Regions from separate parts of the Homo sapiens genome. Here region 1 is linked to region 2. Evidence: read pairs that join two places in POLR2A ChIA-PET (ENCODE). Cell type or tissue: OCI-LY7. All regions are shown on one strand. Each heading gives the region's core, and the rest is flanking DNA. Links, peaks and the distances in the headings are about the cores only.

Region 1 (6,068 bases), core at 1,952-5,951, 200 kb after region 2:
AGAAAGTGAAGAAAGGCTTTACAAAGATAATATTTGACATGGCACTGATGGATGAGGAGGAGTTTTTTTGTTTTGTTTTGTTTGTTTTGTTTTGTTTTTGAGACGAGTCTCGCTCCGTTCCCCAGGCTGGAGTGCAGTGGCGCCATCTTGGCTCACTGCAACCTCCACCTCCAGGGTTCAAGTGATTCTCCTGCCTCAGCCTCCCGAGTAGCTGGGACTACAGGCGCCTGCCACCATGCCCGCCTAATTTTTGTATTTTTAGTAGAGACAGAGTTTCACCATGTTGGTCAGGCTTGTCTTGATCTCCTGACCTCAGGCAATCTGCCGGCCTCAGCCTCCCAAAGTGCAGGGATTACAGGCATGAGCCACCGCGCAAAAGCACAAGCAAGGGCAGTCTAGGCTGGAGGAACAGCATGTGTGCAAAGGCATCCAGGTGTTTGGAAACATGTAAGAAGGGCAATGTGGCTGAATAGCAGAGGGTATGTGAGATTGAGACCTGTGAAGGCCTCTTAATGAAATGTGAGTGCTCTAGAAAAGGGCCACAGTATCCCCTAAGAATCCCCACTAGGAGCCCTGGGTGGATCCATCCCCATTGCCAGCCACCCTGAGTATGCACAGTGTCTAATCAAAGAGAAGCCACAGGTCCAAGGGTGGAGAATAGGCGTCACTTTGCAGGCTACACGAGGGCCACTTTCATGGCAACTATCAGGGGGACAGGAACTCTAAATCACAAGACAGGAGACCCTGCCAGGCAAAAGCTTGGAGCTGATGTCCCCTCTGCTGAGGCTGAGGTGAGTGTGGAGAATGTCCACTTCTCAGGTCCTTCCTGCAGAAGCCCTGGCCACTCCAGCCACCTGAGGCTCACCAACATGCCTGGGATGCAGAAACAGTATCTTCTGGCTCCACACAGCTCTCTAGGTGTCCTGACAATGTGGCTATGAGGGGATGCTGTTGATCATTTATGACATCAGCAAGAGAACAGCAGGTAAGGTGCCTGGAGGCAGGTCAGAGCCTTTTGTCTTCTCTCAGAAGAACTGGCTGGTGGCAGCAGGGTGTTATCCAAAACAAGTTATTGATGGTTTGGGAAACAATGCTTTTTATTGTCCCAACCAACTCTTCTATCTGGGACACATGCTATCCTGAATGAGACACCAGGAAAAGAGACAAAAATTTGAAGTGTGTTAGACAAACCTAGACTCTCTCTACAATGCTGTTTTCCTCTAAATACTTTTAGACGAAAACTGAGAGTCTCTTGGGAGACCCTCTAGTGAATGGAGCAGCCTGTCTCACCAGACAGGCTTCTGTTTTTCTGGGAGCTCTGAGTGTCTTTCCAGCCTCACTGAAAGTGCAGATGGTTTTTAATAGTAATTAATAATTAAATGAGAGATAGGCCCATCTAGGTAGCACTATACAGAGCAGGGGCACACAAGATGAGAACTTTTATTTATTAATATTGTAGCTATTTTTGGCCGGGTGCGGTGGCTCACGCCTGTAATCCCAGCACTTTGGGAGGCTGAGGCGGGCAGATCATGAAGTCAGGAGATCGAGACCATCCTGGCTAATACAGTGAAACCCTGTCTCTACTAAAAAATACAAAAAATTAGCCGGGCGTGGTGGCGGGCGCCTGTAGTCCCAGCTACTCGGGAGACTGAGATGGGAGAATGGCGTGAACCCAGGAGGCAGAGCTTGCAGTGAGCCGAGATCGCGCCACTGCACTCCAGCCTGGGCAATAGAGCAAGACTCCGTCGCAAAAAAAAAAAAAAAAAAAAAAAAAAAAAGAAAAATTGTAGCTATTTTTAAATTATTTTTCTTAAAAAATGCCAACACACAAGTCTGTAAATTGAAAAGTGAACCTCCCCCTCTCCAGAACGTACCCACTGTTACCGATTTGCAGTTTCCTTCTAGAGCTTGTTCTATGCACATACAATGTCAAGCACATAGTCAGACACAGAAACAGTCAGGAGAAAGGCCAGAACTGGGATAGAGGCACATTTGATGTCAGCTGTTCCTTCCTGTTCAGATTCCCTGAACAGGGAATCTGAGGAGCTGAGAGTGAAGCCCTTGGGAATAGCGAGTGAGGAGTAAAAGTTTCCTATTCCCATATAGCTGAAGGGGGTCACAGTGGAGCATCCCCACAGGGAAGCAGAAATGATGCAATGCTTGGAAACCAGGAGAGGCTGGAGAAGCTGGGTTCATGGAGATGTTGAGATTTCTAAGGCTAAGAGAAGAGATGGGATCAGAGGTACCCAACATGATGTAGAGTCTGAGCCCTAACTGTCCCTGGATCGCTGCAGCATTTTTATAGAAACTGGACAATATGTACTAAAACATTGAAAGTGGCTTCAAGGGTCTAGTAGCTAGGATGCTGTCGGTGGAGGAAACACCAGGGACAATTGACAACACTTATTATCGGCAAGGATATACTGGAACTCTTTTTTTTCTGTTGTTTGTTTTTTGAGATGAAGTCTTGCTCTGTTGCCCAAGCTGGAGTGCAGTGGCGCGATCTCAGCTCACTGCAACCTCCATCTCCTGGGTTCAAGCGATTCTCCTGCCTCAGCCTCCCAAGTAGCTGGGATTACAGGTGTGCACCACCACACCCAGCCAGTAGAGACCAGGTTTCGTCATGCTGGCCAGGCTGGTCTCAAACCCCTGGTGATCCACCTGCCTCGACCTCCCAAAGTGCTAAGATTACAGGTGTGAGCCACTGCGCCCAGCCTGAAACTACTTTTTTCTGTTTTTTTCCCCCAAAAAACCATCTGCAAGTAGTAACTTGCATGTGTTGCTGGTGGGAATGAAAATAATACAGTCACTTTGGAAAAGAGTTCAACTATATTTTACAAAGTTAAGCATACACTTACCAGTGACCACTCATAAATATTGATCCAAGGGAAATGACAATGTATGTCCAAACAAAGGTAATACTCAAATGTTCCCAGCTGCTTTATTCATAATTGTTAAAACCTGGAAACAACCTGATTATATCAAATATATCCATTAACAGGTGAATGGATAAACAAATTGAAGCACATCTATACAATGGAATATCTAGGAGCAATTAAAAAGGAATGGAGTTCTAATGCACGTGACAACATGAAGGAATCTCAAAAGCATTATTCTAAGTAAGAAAAGCCAAATACGCCAGGTGCAGTGGCTCACACCTGTAATCCTAGCACTTTGGGAGGCTGAGATGGAGAGATCACTTGAGGTCAGGAGTTTGAGGCCAGCCTGGCCAACATGGCAAAACCCCATCTCTACTAAAAATACAAAAAAAAATTAGCCGGGCATGGTGGTGTGCGCCTGTAACCCCAGCTACTCAGGAAGCTGAGGCAAGAGAATTGCTTGAACCCAGGAGGCAGAGGTTGCAGTGAGCTGAGATCACACCACTGCACTCCAGCCTGGACAACAGAGTGGGACTCTGTCTCAAAAAAAAAAAAAATTTAAAAAAGGCAAATACAAAATACTACATACTGCATGATGCCATTTGTATGAAATTCTACAAAAAGCAAGACTAGGAAATATAGGAAACAGATCAGCAGTTTCCTGGAGCCAGGAGGCTGAGGGAAGGGATTGACTACCAAGGGGTATGAGAGAACTATCGAGGGTAATAGAAACGTTCTATGTGATGATGATGGTGGTGATGGTACATGACTGTGTACATCTGTCACCAGTCTTCAAATCATACACTTAAAATTGGCAAATTTTACCTCTACTATACCTAAATTTAAAAATTATACTTTACTAAAGCTGACAAAAAAGTTTTAAATTCAAGCCAAAAAAGTGAGAAGGAAATTGATCTCAGGATAAGAAATGGGAGATAATTACAGGTAGATTTTTTTAATTTTTAAAATGAATGTTAGCATGTGTATTTAAGGTATACACACAATGTTATGGGATACATATAGTGAAATGGTTACTATAGTCAAGCAAATTAATATATTCATCATCTCATGAGCACCTATTTTTATTTGTTTGCTTTTGTGGCAAGAACAGTGAAAATGAGGGCTGGTACAGTGGCTTATGCCTGTAATCCCAGCACTTTGGGAGACCGAGGCGGGCGGATCACGAGGTCAGGAGATTGAGACCATCCTGGCTAACACGGTGAAACCCAGTCTCTACTAAAAAAATACAAAAAAATTAGCCTGGCGTGGTGGCGGGCGCCTGTAGTCCCAGCTACTCGGGAGGCTGAGGCAGGAGAATGGCGTGAACCCAGGAGGCAGAGCTTGCAGTGAGCGGAGACCGAGTCACTGCACTCCAGCTTGGGTGACTGAGCGAGACTCTGTCTCAAAAAAAAAAAAAAAAAATTAACCAGGCATAGTGGCATGCACCTGTAGTCCCAGCTACTCGGCAGGCTGAGGCAGGAGAATGGCCTGAACCCGGGAGGCGGAGCTTGCAGTGAGCCGAGGTTGCGCCACTGCACTCCAGCCTGGGGCGACAAAGGGAGACTCCGTCTCAAAAAAAAAAAAAAAAAAAAAAAAAGAATGGCTAAAATCCACTTATTTATCAGGAATCCCAAATATAGTACAATTTTATTTCCTATAATCCTCATGCTGTGCATTAGACCTGGAGCCTTGCTCATCCCACATATCCAAACTTTGTATATCCTCTGACCTACATCTCCCCATTTCCTCTCCTGGTTCCCCCCACCACCCCTAGTATTTGCTGTTTTATTTTCTAACTCTGTATATTTGGCTTCTTTTTTCTTAGATTCCACATGAAAGGGAGATAATGCAATATTTTCCTGAGTCTGGTTTACATCACTTAACATAATGTCCTCCAGGTCCACATGTATTGTGACAAATGGCAGTGGAAGCAGTTTTTAGAAAATCATTAGGGAACAACTTTAAATAAGTACATTTTAAACGTAATGGAAATAGACCATGTTTCAGAAAAATACAATCTAATAAACTGAATCTATAGAAAAGTTATTAACTAGTTTTACTATGCTGGCATAACCCAGAAGCGCCCAAACTGATCAAAGACATCAATGAGTTAGAAGTAGCACAGTCCATGCTACCCTCACTTCTGACACCAAATGTGAGTTTGGGGGTCCTTAAGATCCGTGGGTTTGATAATGCACCAGAGGAACTCGGAACTCACTGACAGCTGTTATGTTCACGGTTATAGTTTATTACAGGAAAAGGATACAGAGTGAAATCATCCAAGGGAAGAGACACACAGGGCAGATTCTAGCAAAGTTCCAAACATGGAACTTCCAGTGTTCTCTCTGGAGAGTCCTGGACAGTGTTGCTTTCCCGGCATCAGTGTGTGGCAATACACACAGCAGTGGCACCCAGAGAAGCTCACCCCAGCCTTGGTGTCCAGAGTCTTTACTGAGGCTCAGTCACGTAACCTGGTTGGCTGCCATGTGGCCCACCTCAGTCTCTGGCCTCTCTAGGGGTCAAGTTAATACTGCTTGGTCTCCACCCAAAATCACACGGTTACTATCTGACTGTACCAATACCATAGTGATTTGAATTGCAATGACTTTATGGTATTTTGAGATGTGATAAGGAAAACTGACTAACACTGATTTAAGCAATACAAACTTTTACTATTCACCTAACAAGATGCTTAGAGGGAGACTGGACGGCATCAGACCAATCCTGCAACGGTGTTAGCCATAAAACTGACTCTGCCTCCTGCTTCACCAACCTCAGCTTGTTGATAGTATGTTCTGCTTTGTGCCTCATGGTCATGACACGACTGCACAGAACTGAGCACTGCAACCAGATCCAAAGGCAGGAAGCAAGAACTCTATGCTTATGAGACTCTGTTTTTTTCTGAGAATAAAAAAGCCTCAATAGACTACTTGTATCTCATTGGCCAGAACTGGGTCATATGCTCATCCTTGGACCAATCACTGGCAAAAGAGGATAGAAATTAATTACAGTTACTGGTTGAGACCAACAATTCATTAGTGTTGGGAGCAAGCCCCCCAAAATCTGGCCATAAACTGGCCCCAAAACTGGCCATAAACAAAATCTCTGCAGCACTGTGACATGTTCATAATGGCCCTAACGCCCAAGCTGGAAGGTTGTGGGTTTACGGGAATGAGGGCAAGGAACACC
Region 2 (8,056 bases), core at 1,606-5,605:
AATACAACATATATATGAATTATAAAGCACAATAAAATAAGCATCCTTTATCATCTAACTTTAGAAAGAGAACATTACTTCTGCCAGGCGCAATGGCTCACATCTGTAATCCCAGCACTTTGGGAGGCTGAGGCAGGCAGATCACTTGAGGCCAGGAGTTCGAGACCAGCCTGGCAAACATGTCAAAACCCCGTCTCTACTAAAAATACAGAAAGTAGTCTGGCGTGGTGGCGCATGCCTATACTCCCACCTACTCGGGAGGCTGGGGCTGCAGTGAGCCAAGATCGTGCCACTGCACTCCAGCTTGGGCAACAGAGGGAGACTCTGTCTCAAAAAAAAAAAAAAAAAGACAGAATATTACTACATTCTTCTTCTTTTTTATTTTTTTGAAGAAGTCTCTTGCTCTGTCACCCAGGCTGGAATGCAGTGGTGCAATCTCGACTCACTGCAGCCTCAGCCTCCCAAGTAGCTGGGATTATAGGCATGCGCCACCACGCCCAGCTAATTTCTGTATTTTTAGTAGAGACAGGGTTTCGCCATGTTGACCAGCCTGGTGAACTATATTCTTCAACTGCTTTCTGAAAAAACAGGCATATATTTTTTAGGGGAAAGTTAAAATAAAACACTAGCAGCCAGTCTGTGAGACTGGTACCAACATCTGCAGTAGGTCCAGGTTTTGTGGGGCCTGAAGCTTATACAATTTTAGGAACCCTCTTCAGGACAAAGAATACAAAAAATCTTAGTTTTTTGCAAATGTTATAAACCATATGACTCTGTGAACTCACTGCTAGTGCCCCTCCCACGGCCCCTCACTAGGGTGCTACAAGTCCGGGGACCTGAAGCTTCCACTTCATTAGCTTCACAGCAATCCCACCTGGGTTTATGGAGGCACCAGGGGCTGGGCTACACCCCCTAGGATAGGGAAGAAAAAAATAAAGTCCTGGCCTGCATCATGCTTTCCCTCTAGCTAGCGAGATAAACACAATAGCGCACTTCCAGGGAAACACACACTACAATATTTAAGAGCCACTCCTAGGAAGAGTCGGGGGGGGAAGACAAAGAATTCAGAAAATGTGTTCCCTGGCAGTGGAGCATAGGGGCGTCTGAGAAACTGGCTTCTCTCTGAGGGGCCTTGGCAAATCTAAGCCCTCCCAGCCTCGTCTACCTCACCTATTTTCAATGAGTGCGCCTGCAGGGCCTCAGTGGTTTGCATGCTGCCTCCCAGAACCTGGGGCTCCTGAAGGTTTTGGAGCTCAATAGCATTATTTCATTGGAGGGAGGAAAGGGCTGCAAAAGGGAGACTCTGGCTTAAATCCTTCAAAAATATTAAAACAGGAGCTCTGGCAACAAGGGCCCCATATTTCTGCATGGTGACACTCGGCTAGGGCTGGCAACAGCTGCGCACCTCCCTCCCTCCTTCAGCTGCCGGGCTGTCCTTGCAGGAATCTGCATTTGTGATCACAGGAGTAGAGGTTTACCAGGGCCCTTCCAGTTGGTGTGTTATGAGCCATCTCATCTCCTTATGAATGGCCGGCACAGACCCGTCTCTCACCACAGGCTGAGGAAGAGAGGCGAAGAAGACTGAAGAGTGTGATGGCAGCAGTGTGTCCCCCAGCCTCTCCCGGAAAGGCCCTGATGCCCATCAGCCAGTCCTCGGGGCCTGTTCAAACCACTCTGGAAGCCCAGCCCCTTCAAGCCTGGGAGACTTAACAGAGTGTATATTCCAGCTCCAAATGGCTGAGCACCCCTGCTCTACCTAGAAGCCTCAGGAAACCTTTCCAAATATCCCTTATCAAGGTCTGCTCTTCAGATGGTGACAATGTCCCCAGTCAGCCGCATGCAACTGGAAGTTCAAGGACCTGCAGCTCACTCTGGAGGAGAAAACACCTTCACTTGGGAATGGGCTGACCCTTCTGCAGCTGGCATCCTAAGCTGTGTCAAGCAGTCTGGAGCCAAGAGTCACTCACACTGGGCCACTGAGGAACAGCATGAAAACAGAAGGTACCTCAGGGACATGCATGATGGAGAGAAGCACAAAAAATGCATGTCCTTAGCCCAGCCCAGCTCAGCACTTTCCCTTTTCAGGACACCTCTGCTTAGGTGGTCCCTCTAGCTGGTCTGACCTCCTGTCTCCTGGCCTTCCCTGAGTCCAGATGAAGTTCCACCTTGTATTAGTCCATTTTCACACTGCTGATAAAGACATAACCAAGACTGGGCAATTTACAAAAGAAAGAGGTTTAATGGACTCACAGTTCCACGTGGCTGGGGAGGCCTCACAATCATGGCTGAAGGTGAAAGGCACGTCTCACATGGCAGCAGACAAGAGAAGAGAGTTTGTGCAGGGAAATTTCCCTTTATAAAAGCATCAGATCTTGTGAGACTTATTCACTATCACGAGAATAGCACAGGAAAGACCTGCCCCATTCAGTTACCTCCCACCAAGTCTCTTCTACAACACGAGGGAATTCGAGATTTGGGTGGGGACACAGCCAAACCATACCATATCTCTTTCAGGAAGCCCACCCTGATCTCCTATCCACAATGCTCACTCTTCTTGGAACTCTCACAGCACTTGTCCTAAAATGTTTTCCATGTTCTCTAATGTTCTAATAAGCTCTCCTTTTTCTAACTCCTAGGATAGATACATATATTACATCCCTATATATTACCTCATTAACCTCCACAATGCTCCTATTGGATAGGTATTATCATCCTCATTTTATAAGCAAGGGAACGAAGGCTGAGCTGACTCTTGACATGCAAAGGTCACACACCCAAGTGCCAGAGCCAGACACTTTTTTTCTAGGCCTCCCCATGAGAGCATCAGTGCTACAGGCTGTAGGACAGGCCTCTCTTCCTGTCCCCCACCACCACCTGCCACAGGGCTGGCACTGTGAGGCCCTTGACACATACTGAATACTGGCAGGAACCCCGGTGGACTCTGACTCATTTCTTTCACTCTCTGGGTGGCACCTGTTTCGGTAGCCTCTATTACGTAGGCCCCAGGAATTCTGGGGGCAGGGAGGACACATCTAGGACATTCCCCTCTCTCCCCCACCTCAAGGCAGGACCTTAAGTGATGTGAGTGGGAGTATGAACATCTCCAGCTCTACTGAGAAGGGGGTGGGGGCCCTGGGCGTGCACTCCAGAGCCCCAATGTCCTGCCCTTGCTGGTCACAGGTGCCATTAAGTCACCGAAGCCAGCCAGCCAGCCTCAGGGCAGCACTCCACCAACCCTGACCATATTTTCCCAGGCACTAAACAAAAAGCCTACACAGGTGCTGTTAAGCATTCAACTCCCCACCCACATGCCAGGAACTAAAATAGCTGTAGCGTATGTTAATCATTAGCCAGGCTGCACCTCAGACCTCCCCTCTGAGGGCTGGCACCTGGGGCAGCTCAGCCTGGAGAAACTCCAGACAAGGCAGGCTGGGAGAGTGGCAGCGTCCGGAGCCTCACCAAGGGGCTGAACTTGAGCAAGCAGGTTCTGAAAGACACTTCTTCAAGATAAAGTCAATTCCCAGTGCACTAGCATTTGGATTACATAAGAATCCTAAAATACTGGAGCTGGAAAGGGCCTTCATGAAATCATTTCATTCAACCTGTTTATTTTATTTGAGGTGGGAGCTGAGACCCAGAGAGCAGAAAGACTCTGCCTGAGGTCTCAGAGCTGGCTGGGGGCAGGACAATGACTAGAACCACATCTCTGGATTTCCAGGCCAGTGCATTATGAACCAGGCTGGTCCCCAACCACTCAACGTATTTCTGGGCTCCATCACACCTTCTCAGGCTGGAGAATGGACTTGAGAAATACAAAGGTTAAACCCCGGAAAGAGAAGAAAGTTACTACTGCCTCCCAAATAATGTCCCATATAATCAAGCCACTCAGAAAAGTACCAGCCACTCCATAGGAGCCTTATGACCCTGTTTCTCTCCAGATCCCCTCCCTATGTGTGATGACAACAGAGAATGGGGGTTGGCAACCACTGCTCTGATCTCTCAAGGATATTACCAGCCACGGAGACCGAACATCACCCCCACCTCAGTTCAGGGTTCAAATAGCCTCTGCCCTCAAACTCTCCTAGAAACAGTCACCTAGGTGTCATATTTGGGGTTGAAGAAGGGAAGTTGGGAGGAGGTAGCACAAAAAAATAACCCCTGGCCGGGCGCGGTGGCTCACACCTGTAATCCCAGCATTTTGGGAGGCCGAGGCGGGAGGATCACGAGGTCAGGAGATCGAGACCATCCTGGCTAACATGGTGAAACCCCGTCTCTACTAAAAATACAAAAAAAATTAGCAAAGCGCAGTGGCGGGCGCCTGTAGTCCCAGCTACTTGTGAGTCTGAGGCAGGAGAATGGCGTGAACCCAGGAGGCAGAGCTTGCAGTGAGCCGAGATCATGCCACTGCACTCCAGCCTGGGCGACAGAGTGAGACTCCGTCTCAAAAAAAAAAAAATAACCCCTATCCCACTGGGTCTTGGAGGGGGCCCCTCGATCCCATGGGGTCTGGAAGATCTGGTGGTGGCTGCAGCAATGGAGTATGCGGATGCCAGACCTGACGGCTGGGAGCAGCAGATGACTCTCGGGGCATCAGCAAAGCCACAGCAGCTTGCCAGCTTGTGCACCAGCCCACAGGAACAGAAGCTGCCTTGCTTGCACTGCCTGCGGGCTTGCCACTGTCATGAGAAACCATTCCCACTTCCTAACCTGAGGAACACAGGCTTAGCCAACAGCAAGACTGATAAGCATAGTAGTAGTTTCAAATTCAGGAGAGCAGTGGGTGGTGTTCCAGAAACTTCTGATTGTCCTCCTCAACCATCTGTTCTCTCTTGCTTTAGTAACAGAACACACCATAGCCTGGCACACAGCAGCCCCCACTAAGGACTGCTTTCCAGACCCCTAGCAGCTAGGAGGGCCTGCCATGGGGATGTGAAAGTGAGCTGTCTTGGGCCATGCAGTTAAGGGAGGCACCTAGACGGTGCTACCCAACATGTGGCCCGGCGGCATTATACAATATGGGAGCCTGTAAGCAATTAACGTGCTCAGGTCCCATCACAGACCTCCTAAATTAGAATGATTCAGGGTGCAGTCCAAGAATCTATGCTTTAACAAGCCTTCCAGATTGTTCTTATACATGCTCAAGTTTGAAAACCACAGCCCTTGAGAATGCTAGGGACAACAGTCCATAAGGAGCCTGGTGCCAAGACAATCTCATGGAACACACACTTAACCTCGACCCTGATTTTTCAAGAAAGAGTGAGAGAGTGAGTGAGAGAGAGAGAGAGAGAGAGACGGGGCTCCTCTCTTCATTCACAACCAAACCTGAAACGTAATACAGGTGGCGTGGGGAAGATGACGATGAGAAACTTAACCCAACAGCAAAAATCAGGAAAGGAATGCATGCAAGTATAATAAGTAATAAGCAAGATGCAAAGAATAAAATCAAGTATATCTGGTATGTCAACAGTCAGAATTCCTCTACCAAAGACAGAAACCATGCAATTAGGTTTGTTGCTGTTATCATTGCCTTCTGTCAACCTCCATCCACCCTCAACCACGTTCTGATTATAAGAGAAACAAATTTTATTTACGAAGATTCCATCTTCAAGATAAACTTTTTTTTTTTTTTTTTTTGAGACCAAGTCTTGATCTGTCGTCCAGGCTGGAGTGCAGTGGCACGATCTCGGCTCCACTGCAAGCTCCGCCTCCCGGGTTCATGCCATTCTCCTGCCTCAGCCTCCCGAGTAGCTGGGACTATAGGCGCCCGCTACCACGCCTGGATAATTTTTTATATTTTTAGTAGAGGCGGGATTTCACCGTGTTAGCCAGGATGGTCTCTATCTCCTGACCTCGTGATCTGCCCGCCTCGGCCTCCTAAAGTGCTGGGATTACAGGCGTGAGCTACCGCGCCCAGCCAAGATAAACTTTTTTAAGTGAGAAAGAAATATTTAAAACTAAGGGTTGGGCAAAGACATACCAAATAAATGCAAAGAAAAACAGAGGTGGAAATATTAATAGTAAAAATAGGCTGGGCACAGTGGTTGGCTGGGTGCAGTGGCTCATGTCCGTAATCCCAGCACTTTGGGAAGCTGAGGTGGGCAGATTACTTGAGCCCAGGAGTTTGAGACCAGCCTGGGCAACATGGCAAAACCCCATCTCTACCAAAAATACAAAAATTAGTCTGGTCTCAAAATAAATAAAAATGAAAAAATATGTAAAATTTAAAAACATATATGTTGAAGACTTTTCGATAATCCTGCCTTAGCAAGCCAAGGGGTTTTTCCAGCCATTTCTCTCTGGCATTTGCCTTTATCTGTAAACACAGTACTTGGAGAACTACTCACTAGGATCTCAGGGTACAACAAGGCATAGCCTAGTCCAGCCCGCTGAGACAGTTTATGTGGCTTAAAACACAAGCACAGAGATGAGCTTATGACTTGGGGCCCGCGTCTTTCTGACTTCTGGCCCTGAGAAGTGTTTGTACTGGCTACTCTGTCAAAAACTCATCTTGCTGTCTGGAATGAGGAAGGAAATGCGTAAATGAGAGGCAGAGCAGTCCGCTTCTTGGACCTACAGGAAGGGGCAGGAATTGCAAAGTGAGAGAAGAGGTTCCCAGGCAACGTCCCAGGAGTTTGCACGCAAATCTCATTTTATCCACCCCTCCTAAAAATCTGGCTATCATGGGAACCATTAGGACAGCCAAGGACAGGGAGCTCATGGTCATCAGTGAGACCTGATTACTAACCGCTCCATGTGAGCCTGAACAGAAGCTAAAGGGGCATGGCTTGAATGTCCTCTGATGCCTGCATTTAAATTTCTGAGCCTTTCACTTATTATCTTATAAAATGCACTTATTTATTAATTTTAAGACTGTAAAGAAAAGAGATTCTCCCAGATCCTTGGCCATGTATTCTCCTAAAACACAGACAATATGGAATTTAAGACCAAAGACCAAAGGCATTAAATAACCAGCAAATGACAGGTAGGAAGATCAGCTTGATAAGCCTATATACATGAAACACGAAAGCCAAACTCAAAAGGCTAGAACTCCCACAAATATAAGTAGAGCTGGACTTTAAAAAACTACAGTGAGAGTTTTTGTTATACCTCTCAGAATCTGACAGCCAGGCAAGCAGGGATATAAGGGTAACTGAAGTTAAGAGATCTATCTAAAGTCAGCGTCCCGCAGAGGACCTATTTTCTCCTTTCACGCCCATGAAACATGTTAATATTTATCATGCAGTTGGCCACAAAGAAAATTTAATACCAGCCAGGTGCAGTGGTTCACTCCTGTAATCCCAGCACTTTGGGAGGCTGAGGCGGGGCGGGGGGATTGCTTGAGGCCAGGGCTTTGAGACCAACCTGGGCAACATGCTTCATTCACTCATTCATTCATTCATGAGAATGAATCCACTTTGTGAAAGAAGCAAACCCTTGCAGGTACCTAGGTCTGCCTGAGCACGGAGCGCCGTGGGGAGGGATGTCAGTGGCAGGCCATCCACATGTTCCCTTCTGGGATTGGAAAGGGAGCAGGAGGGTAAATCGAGGCAACAGAATCAAACACTCCCTCAACGACGTCCTCTTCGCCTTCAAAGCCAACATTTCAGAGCCTGTCTATCATCAGATCCTCACGTCCTGCTACTCCTCACCCATTCACTCCAACCTCGCTTCTGCTCACATCATCCCACCAAAGCAGTGAAGGCAGCCACATCTCCTCCATATCACTCACCACAGCCGCGATGCCAAGCTGACCACTCCATCCCACGAAGCAGACTCACCCTGGCCCCTGGGATACAACTCTGTCCTGGCTTTCTGGGCCCCTCTCAGGTCGCTCTTTTTCTGGGTCCTTTATAGGCTCATCTTCCTTTACTCAGCTGTTCGAGGTGAGTTCTTCAATCTCGCTGTGCCCATGACTTCAAATACAAACACAACCTAGACAAATGTCTGTCTAGCCAAGACGCCTCCTGAGCCCCAGACCCACCAGCTTATTTGGTATCTCAAAGACACCTCAAACACAACATGTCCAAAACCAAATACATGATCTTCTTCATCCTCC

What was found. Peaks named below come from ENCODE experiments on the same cell type or tissue, not always from the same donor. Only the 100,000 strongest peaks of a DNase experiment are listed, where the experiment ranks them.
Region 1: POLR2A ChIA-PET joins it to region 2 with 6 read pairs; 2 of 35 experiments call an interaction of 5 or more read pairs at or near these places.

The regions. Positions count from the first base shown.
Region 1 is chr10:80,395,106-80,401,173 of GRCh38, forward strand. No RefSeq gene overlaps it. Among named protein-coding and RNA genes, the nearest start is that of PRXL2A, 10 kb to the right of the region's middle. In OCI-LY7, for the core only: no CTCF peak of the experiment used is centred there; no DNase peak of the experiment used is centred there.
Region 2 is chr10:80,193,481-80,201,536 of GRCh38, forward strand. The region is part of intron 1 of ANXA11 (annexin A11); the gene reads right to left. Among named protein-coding and RNA genes, the nearest start is that of ANXA11, 8.0 kb to the right of the region's middle. RefSeq lists enhancers at 880-1,556, 1,557-2,232, 2,281-3,480. In OCI-LY7, for the core only: no CTCF peak of the experiment used is centred there; DNase peaks (open chromatin) are centred at 2,881 and 3,301; H3K27ac peaks cover 1,370 bases.